Linked DNA regions of Homo sapiens: all the other regions are linked to region 1. The links are chromatin contacts, found by Hi-C or POLR2A ChIA-PET in ENCODE. All regions are on one chromosome and are shown on one strand. Each heading gives the region's core, a stretch centred on a gene start or an enhancer-like site at or near the end of the contact. The rest is flanking DNA. Distances are from core to core; before and after follow the strand shown.

Region 1 (2,700 bases), core at 161-2,660:
TTTTTTTTTTTAAGACATGGTCTCCCTCTGTTGCCCAGGCTGGAGTATAGTGGTGAGATTTTGGCTCACTGCAGCCTCCATCTTCTGGGTTCAAGCAATTCTTCTGCCTCAGCCTCCTGAGTAGCTGGGATTACAGGCATGCACCACCATGCCCAGCTAGTTTTGTGTTAAGTAGAGTTGGGGTTTCACCATGTTGGCCAGGTTGGTCTTGAACTCCTGGCATCAAGTGATTTCCCCACCTTGGCCTCCCAAAGTGCTGGGATTACAGGCGTGAGCCACCATGCCCGGCCAACTTTACAATCTTAAAAGTTTGTTTGATTAATTATAACTTGGTGAAGATGTAAATGGTGCATATTACATCTATTAACATATCTCAAACCCAAAGAATTGGTGAAATAGGGTATTAATTCCATGATGATGATAATGGCTAATACAAAGGGTTTTCTGTATGCCATACCTTTGTTAAATTCTTTACACAATGAATAATCTTCACCACAACCCTATAAGGTGGGTTTTGTTGTATCTCTGGCAATTATATTGTTGTATCTCTGTGTATTAGTTCCTGAGGGAAAGTGAAGGTAATAATATCAGCCAACATTTTACAGTGGAGAACACTGAGTCACAGAGACTAGAGCATTAGTCCCTAAACCCAAGCTATCAGAACCTGTGCCGCACTGTCAAGATCAGGTTCAGCACCATTGGCTATTTGGGGCTGGATTGCTCACAGTTTTTCTCCCTTTATGGACCAATGTTGTTGAGAAATGAGTAACTCTTCCCAACTGTGTTATTGTTGGATAAAGGAAGCTTGAGAGACAGGCTTTTAAAAACATCTCTGTCTTCCTATAGATGGACGGAGAGGGGTTGCTTAACGAAGAATTGCCAAATTGCTGGGAATGTCCAAAGTGCTACCAGGAGGACAGCTCGGAGAAAGCCCAGGTAAAGGAACCTTATCAGATTTGCACTGTGACAGAAAGGAGGCATCAAATGTGGGGGATTGCTACACGTTTGCCTTTGCATTAGTGTTCACACAGTTTCTCTGACCTAGGAGATTATTTTTGTTTGGTTTGGTATGTTTTTCCTTTGGTTAATTTTTAGTATTTTCTTTGTTAGAGTTTGTAGCATTGTGTTTTGTATTACTAAATGTTGTTCCACTTGGGATCTGCAAATTCCTAAGGTCCTTTTATACTCTGGGGCCCTACAAAGAGAGGAACCACGGCTGGGCTATTTGAGGAGAGAAATTAGGTGAGTATGATCCCTCCTGAGGAATGTTAACTAGAGGAGAGGCAGTGGCCTGAGGCAGCCAGTGAGTGCAGCAGTGTACTTGAGCTTCCAGTTAAGCAGGTTCACATTTTTGTCATCTTCACTTTTGTGGCCTGGCAGAAAGCCCTGCCCTGCCCATCCCACATGCCCAAATGTGTCATGTGGAGGCAGCCCCTCCCCCAGAGAGGACCAGTGCTATGACCTTGGCCCAGAGGAGCTGAGGTTGCTGACCAGTGGTTGCCAATAATGTCAAAGGGCCAAAAGGACTGTACTTACTCAGGCTGACAAGGCAAGACCAGCTGTGGACACCTACAGGAGGAGATGGCTTTCCAAGTGCCAGTCTTTCAAGGACCCTTGCACGGGAGCAGGGAAGGGGGCAGAAAGGAATTTTCTTACTTTTTATTTCTTCCCACTTGGATACTAAGATAGTTGAATTTTTCAATCTATTTGTCTTTGAGGGCAAGGATTTTTGAAGTTGACTAGGGCCAAAGTTCTCCTTAGTTCTTGCACTAGTGACCTTTACATGTGTCTTCATTAGTGATGTTGAGTGTTTGCATCTCTGCTGTAGCAGATGTGTTGTTGGCAGATGGCTGTGTTTTAGTATTACCTTCTAATACATTGGAAAAGGTAGCACCCAAAAGGTGGTCATTTTCTTCCAACCATAATGATAAAAAAATGTAAGGAGGAAAAGGAGCAGAGAACAGGGTTGTTGCTTAGAGACATAAAATGTCTCCTTGCAAAAAACCTGAACTACTGATACGGTTCCTAGTGGAACATGTTTACTGGGCTTTGTCATAGCATAGTCATAGTGGGCTCCAGGAAAAGACAAGTATCTAGAGAGCACAAATGCCACAGATAAAGTTGGGGGCTCTTGTGGGATTCCTCACCATAATCCTGAGTGAATCTCTCTGTAGCAACCCAGTTTCTCAGAGAGGTTCTTGTTATCTGCTTTATTATTCACGTGGGGGTTGGAGTGGAAGACGCAGCCTGGTGGAGTCAAACTTAGACTGTGGTAGAGCTAGAAGCCAATGGTGTTTACCATTGTCAGACTCAGGATCTTAGTTCAAATGGTATATGTGGGCTTTTTCCACCATGAAACAGAAATACGTCTCTTGGGTGAAAGAGGTAAGTCAGAGACGCAATTAAAAATGGTCAGGCCAGGTGCAGTGGCTCACACCTATAATTCCAGCACTTTGGGAGGCCAAGGCAGGTGGATCACTTGAGCCCAGGAGTTGGAGACCAGCCTGGGCCGACTCTGAGGGAATGACCCCCTCTCCAACGTGACCTTTCTTCTCTCTGGTCCCCTGAGAGCAAGGGAGGTCCACCCTGTCGGTTCAGAGGGTTTGGAAGAAAGGAAGCACTGATGTTGCTTTTCTGGGCCTGTTTTGCAGAAGCGGAAAATGGAAGAGAGTGACGAAGAAGCTGTGCAAGCCAAAGTCC
Region 2 (2,700 bases), core at 200-2,699, 260 kb after region 1:
ACTTAGCGGATGGGAAGCACCACTCGGCCCTCCTGCCCCTCTTCCCACAGTCCTTCCCCATTCCCACATCTGAAGGGGGGCCTCTCTTGCCTCCTCCGGGCTCCCAGCCGGTCCCAGCCCCGGGGCAGGGCTGGCGGGGTCGGCAGGGCTCCACCCCTTGCCCGGGTGCCCTCTCCCCGCCGCCCTCACCTGGATCATGTAGAGCTGGGCCACCTGGTACTCGTCCAGGCTCATGGGCAGCAGAATGTGGTATTCCTTGATGAGCATCCTGAAGGCGCTCGGCGGGCCGCGCGCGGCCTCCGCTCCTCCTGGCGCAGGGCACGGCGCGACAGTCAGTGCGGGGAGGCTGCGCGCGGCCCCGAGCCCTGCGCGCCGGCCGAGGGACTCAGGCCACGGGACCCCATGTCCGGGCCCGCCACGAGGGAGGCAGAGGCGAGCCTAGCACCGCCGCCCGCGCCGCCGGGGCCGGGAGCCGCAGCGAGGCTGAGCGCTGACCTCTTTTCCGCGCAGCCCCCGCCCCCCGCCCGCCCGTCGCCATGGCAACCGCGCGCTGACGCGGGCCCCCCGGAGCGCCAGGCTCCGGCCGGCGGGCGGGAGGGCCACCTCACCTCTCCCGCTGCGACCGCGTCCTAACCCCGGGAAACGGCATCCCTCTGGGCGCGCCCCCGAAGCCCCGGGGCCCCTCCTTCCGGGCCCGCCTTCCGCGACCGGCCCCTCGGGGACCCGCCCCTTGCATCCCCTTCCCGGAGTCGGCGGGGTCCCAAGTCCCCCACTCTCGGACGTCCACCTAGAGCTTTGTTCCCCGAGTGTCTCTGCGCGGAGTGGCCCAGTGCGCCCAGCATCTCTGCCAGGGTTCCCCACGCCCTGCACCCGAACCTACCTTCCGGGACCGGTAATCTCCTCCGCCCTCCAGATCTGCCTTCTTGGGCAGCCGGGTCCTCGACCTCCCCCTCCCAGCATCCTTCCTGGACCCCTGGCCCTCGCCGGCTCTCCACGCGCCTAGGCAGCCACTCCGTCCTCTTCCCAGGGGGTGAGCCCTCCTCAGGCTGAGGCCAGAGTGGCTCCACTTGGTATCCCACGGGCCATGGCCCTGGAGACCCGCTCCGTCCACCTGCGCCCCAGACTGGCACCGAGGTTCCGCTGCAGGCACCCCTCCATCCCCCACTCGCACCCCGCGAGCAAGCGAGAGGCCCCGTTGTCCCCACTTCCCTCTGCTCGCCGGCGTCCCGGTCCCCTGCCGCGCTCTTGGCCCGCCTGCCGACGCCCCGGCTCACCTCTAGCTTGAGGCGGGCGCCCCTCACCCAGCCCGGGCAGGGCCGGCCGGCCCGTGGGTCGGAGCCCGGAGCGCCCCCAGCCCCGGCCTCGGGTTCCAGCGGTGGCCGGACCCTCCCGAGGCGCAGTGCCGGCCCATGGCCCCGACCTTCCTCTCGATCCGCCCGCCGGCGCCCCTGCAGTCCCTCCCCGACGCCCGCCGCGTCACTGCGGCCGCCCCGCCCCCTTCCTGGGCCCGGCTGGCCCTCCCCACCCCGGCGGGGTCCGGGCAGCCCCGCCTGCAGCGGAGGAGGCAGGGAGGGAGGCCCCTGCCTTCCTTCCCCCGGGCAGTGGGAAAAAGGCCATTGCCTAAATTCTGGCTCTTCCTAGTCCCTCTGTGCTGATTGGGGTCCCCAAAGACTCTTAGTTCCTATCTCCACCCTAGCCCAGCCCTCCTGTGTGCAGTCACAGGGTGGTTTGATATGGGGGGTCCCAGGCCCACTCTCCTCTTCTCACTCTCTGCAGTCCTTAGATTTGGGACCCAGGGTTGAGGAAATGCCTCCCCACCAGTCTAGCCAGAAGCTGGTGGCTCTGACATGCCTCCACCTAGGGCTGGGCTCGGCTCCAGGGCCCCAGGCCTCTATGGTCACCCAGCTACACGCCCAGGCAGAAACGGGCTGTCACTGTGAGTGGCTGGGCTAGCCCCTGCATGGTGCCACAAAGCCTCCCCCACCTCTGCCTTCCGGGTCCACAAGTCCGGTCACCCAGCCACCCGGAGTCTGGGCAAAGGCCTCACGAGGCACCCCAAGGCTGGGTTCATGGGATCCCACCCAGCCTGCTACAAGGTGCTGGGGCAGTGACGGCAGCACCCCGCCAGCCCCTCCCCTTGACACTGAGGCCAAGTGCTGGAAGCAGCAGTGCCCTTTCTCTCTGAGAAGTCAGAGACCTTCAGGGCTGATTCAGAGGCTGGGGTGTTGTCAGGGCATTAGGGCGTGTGAGGGAGTGGCTTACGTGAACTGGCATTTCCATGCTGCCAGGCATCACCGCCAATCCAGAGGAAGCGCCCTCCAGGCCCAGGCTGCCCACAGCGCCAAGGGCTGTGGAAGCAGCCAGGCCCTGTGCTGCCCCCTGGTGGCACCACAGGAAGGCCCAGGGCTCTCAGCGCCACGGCTGGGGCGGAGAGGGCCCAGGTCCCACCAAAGGCTGATGGCCTACAGAGGCAAGTCAAACCTCATTTAATCACACCCTCCCCATCCATAGTCTCCTCTTCCCCTGTCTCTGCCTGGCCCACCCAGGCTTAGCTGAAGAACCAGACCCAGAAAGGCTCAGAGCTGAGAGCACAACTCCAAATCATCTTTTATTAATATAAAAAGGGCATATTTAGCAAAAGACACACAGATAAAAGAGTCACTATGGCTCAGGACACAAGGCAGGGAGGTGCCAGGCCTG
Region 3 (2,700 bases), core at 1-2,500, 330 kb after region 1:
GTCTGTCATGTCTAAAGCCAACAAGAGATCAATATCTAGAATAAATGGAGATCTGCAAATCAACAGAAAGTAGGCAGCAAAGCCAAAGAAAATAGCCTAAGGCACAGCCACTAAAAGGAACGTGATCATGTCCTTTGCAGGGACATGGGTGGAGCTGGAAGCCGTTAGCCTCAGCAAACTCACACAGGAACAGAAAACCAGCGAGACCGCATGGTCTCACTTATAAGTGGGAGCTGAACAATGAGAACACATGGTCACATGGCGGCGATCAACACACACTGGTGCCTGTTGAGCGGGGTGCTGGGGAGGGAGAGTACCAGGAAGAATAGCTAAGGGATACTGGGCTTAATACCTGGGTGATGGGATGATCTGTACAGCAAACCATCATGGCGCACACACCTATGTAACAAACCTGCACATCCTCTACATGTACCCCAGAACTTCAAATAAAAGTTGGACGGCCAGGCGTGGTGGCTCACGCCTGTAATCCCAGCACTTTGGGAAGCCGAGGCGTGCAGATCACCTAAGGTCAGGAGTTCGAGACCAGCCCGGCCAACATGGTGAAACCCCGTCTCTACTAAAAATACAAAAATCAGCCAGATGTGGCACGCACCTATAATTCCACCTACTCGGGAGGCTGAAGCAGAATTGCTTGAACCCGAGAGGCGGAGGTTGCAGTGAGCCGCCGAGATCGCGCCACTGCACTCCAGCCTGGGCCACAGCGTGAGACTACGTCATAAAATAAAATAAAATAACACAAAATAAAATAAAATAAAATAAAATAAAATAAAATAAAATAAAATAAAATAAAATAAAAAAATAAAATAAAATAAAATAAAATAAAGCAATTTCCTTTCCTCTAAGCGGCCTCCACCCCTCTCCCCTGCCCTGTGAAGCGGGTGTGCAAGCTCCGGGATCGCAGCGGTCTTAGGGAATTTCCCCCCGCGATGTCCCGGCGCGCCAGTTCGCTGCGCACACTTCGCTGCGGTCCTCTTCCTGCTGTCTGTTTACTCCCTAGGCCCCGCTGGGGACCTGGGAAAGAGGGAAAGGCTTCCCCGGCCAGCTGCGCGGCGACTCCGGGGACTCCAGGGCGCCCCTCTGCGGCCGACGCCCGGGGTGCAGCGGCCGCCGGGGCTGGGGCCGGCGGGAGTCCGCGGGACCCTCCAGAAGAGCGGCCGGCGCCGTGACTCAGCACTGGGGCGGAGCGGGGCGGGACCACCCTTATAAGGCTCGGAGGCCGCGAGGCCTTCGCTGGAGTTTCGCCGCCGCAGTCTTCGCCACCAGTGAGTACGCGCGGCCCGCGTCCCCGGGGATGGGGCTCAGAGCTCCCAGCATGGGGCCAACCCGCAGCATCAGGCCCGGGCTCCCGGCAGGGCTCCTCGCCCACCTCGAGACCCGGGACGGGGGCCTAGGGGACCCAGGACGTCCCCAGTGCCGTTAGCGGCTTTCAGGGGGCCCGGAGCGCCTCGGGGAGGGATGGGACCCCGGGGGCGGGGAGGGGGGGCAGACTGCGCTCACCGCGCCTTGGCATCCTCCCCCGGGCTCCAGCAAACTTTTCTTTGTTCGCTGCAGTGCCGCCCTACACCGTGGTCTATTTCCCAGTTCGAGGTAGGAGCATGTGTCTGGCAGGGAAGGGAGGCAGGGGCTGGGGCTGCAGCCCACAGCCCCTCGCCCACCCGGAGAGATCCGAACCCCCTTATCCCTCCGTCGTGTGGCTTTTACCCCGGGCCTCCTTCCTGTTCCCCGCCTCTCCCGCCATGCCTGCTCCCCGCCCCAGTGTTGTGTGAAATCTTCGGAGGAACCTGTTTCCCTGTTCCCTCCCTGCACTCCTGACCCCTCCCCGGGTTGCTGCGAGGCGGAGTCGGCCCGGTCCCCACATCTCGTACTTCTCCCTCCCCGCAGGCCGCTGCGCGGCCCTGCGCATGCTGCTGGCAGATCAGGGCCAGAGCTGGAAGGAGGAGGTGGTGACCGTGGAGACGTGGCAGGAGGGCTCACTCAAAGCCTCCTGCGTAAGTGACCATGCCCGGGCAAGGGGAGGGGGTGCTGGGCCTTAGGGGGCTGTGACTAGGATCGGGGGACGCCCAAGCTCAGTGCCCCTCCCTGAGCCATGCCTCCCCCAACAGCTATACGGGCAGCTCCCCAAGTTCCAGGACGGAGACCTCACCCTGTACCAGTCCAATACCATCCTGCGTCACCTGGGCCGCACCCTTGGTGAGTCTTGAACCTCCAAGTCCAGGGCAGGCATGGGCAAGCCTCTGCCCCCGGAGCCCTTTTGTTTAAATCAGCTGCCCCGCAGCCCTCTGGAGTGGAGGAAACTGAGACCCACTGAGGTTACGTAGTTTGCCCAAGGTCAAGCCTGGGTGCCTGCAATCCTTGCCCTGTGCCAGGCTGCCTCCCAGGTGTCAGGTGAGCTCTGAGCACCTGCTGTGTGGCAGTCTCTCATCCTTCCACGCACATCCTCTTCCCCTCCTCCCAGGCTGGGGCTCACAGACAGCCCCCTGGTTGGCCCATCCCCAGTGACTGTGTGTTGATCAGGCGCCCAGTCACGCGGCCTGCTCCCCTCCACCCAACCCCAGGGCTCTATGGGAAGGACCAGCAGGAGGCAGCCCTGGTGGACATGGTGAATGACGGCGTGGAGGACCTCCGCTGCAAATACATCTCCCTCATCTACACCAACTATGTGAGCATCTGCACCAGGGT

The links. A loop is a pair of places that touch in the nucleus more often than their neighbours do. ChIA-PET counts read pairs that join two places held with the same protein, here RNA polymerase II (POLR2A). Pooled maps may share reads with other maps.
Region 2: a map of CD4-positive, alpha-beta T cell shows a loop between it and region 1 (3-fold over the local background). The contact joins the promoter of PITPNM1 here to the enhancer-like site in region 1. A Hi-C loop is called at or near these places in 7 of 168 maps with a recorded cell type or tissue (B cell, CD4-positive, alpha-beta T cell, CD4-positive, alpha-beta memory T cell and 2 more), 1 of 37 single-sample maps with no recorded cell type and 15 of 50 pooled maps. POLR2A ChIA-PET finds 5 or more read pairs at or near these places in 2 of 52 experiments (CD4-positive, alpha-beta T cell and OCI-LY7).
Region 3: a loop to region 1 is called in a map of Caco-2, with 3 times the contacts of the local background. The contact joins the promoter of GSTP1 here to the enhancer-like site in region 1. A Hi-C loop is called at or near these places in 2 of 168 maps with a recorded cell type or tissue (Caco-2 and PC-9) and 7 of 50 pooled maps. POLR2A ChIA-PET finds 5 or more read pairs at or near these places in 3 of 52 experiments (CD8-positive, alpha-beta memory T cell, Caco-2 and T-cell).

What each region holds. Positions count from the first base shown.
Region 1 is chr11:67,247,435-67,250,134 of GRCh38, forward strand. KDM2A (lysine demethylase 2A) reads left to right here. Exons shown (of 21, transcript NM_012308.3): 16 at 847-936; 17 at 2,652-2,700. Among named protein-coding and RNA genes, the nearest start is that of GRK2, 18 kb to the right of the region's middle. Within about 2 kb of position 1,411, at least 10 of the 41 ENCODE cell types and tissues checked have a DNase peak (open chromatin) inside an H3K27ac peak, as active enhancers do; they include PC-9, where a contact is called at or near this core.
Region 2 is chr11:67,503,914-67,506,613 of GRCh38, forward strand. PITPNM1 (phosphatidylinositol transfer protein membrane associated 1) reads right to left here and starts at 1,450. Exons shown (of 24, transcript NM_004910.3): 1 at 1,275-1,450; 2 at 190-308. The coding sequence starts at 267. It overlaps CDK2AP2 (cyclin dependent kinase 2 associated protein 2), which reads right to left. Exons shown (of 4, transcript NM_005851.5): 4 at 2,584-2,700. RefSeq lists an enhancer at 1-658 and silencers at 437-536, 617-736, 747-906, 1,117-1,746.
Region 3 is chr11:67,582,562-67,585,261 of GRCh38, forward strand. It overlaps GSTP1 (glutathione S-transferase pi 1), which reads left to right and starts at 1,251. Exons shown (of 7, transcript NM_000852.4): 1 at 1,251-1,283; 2 at 1,573-1,608; 3 at 1,903-2,009; 4 at 2,124-2,211; 5 at 2,577-2,680. The coding sequence starts at 1,283. RefSeq lists silencers at 851-1,470, 1,021-1,163, 1,481-1,630.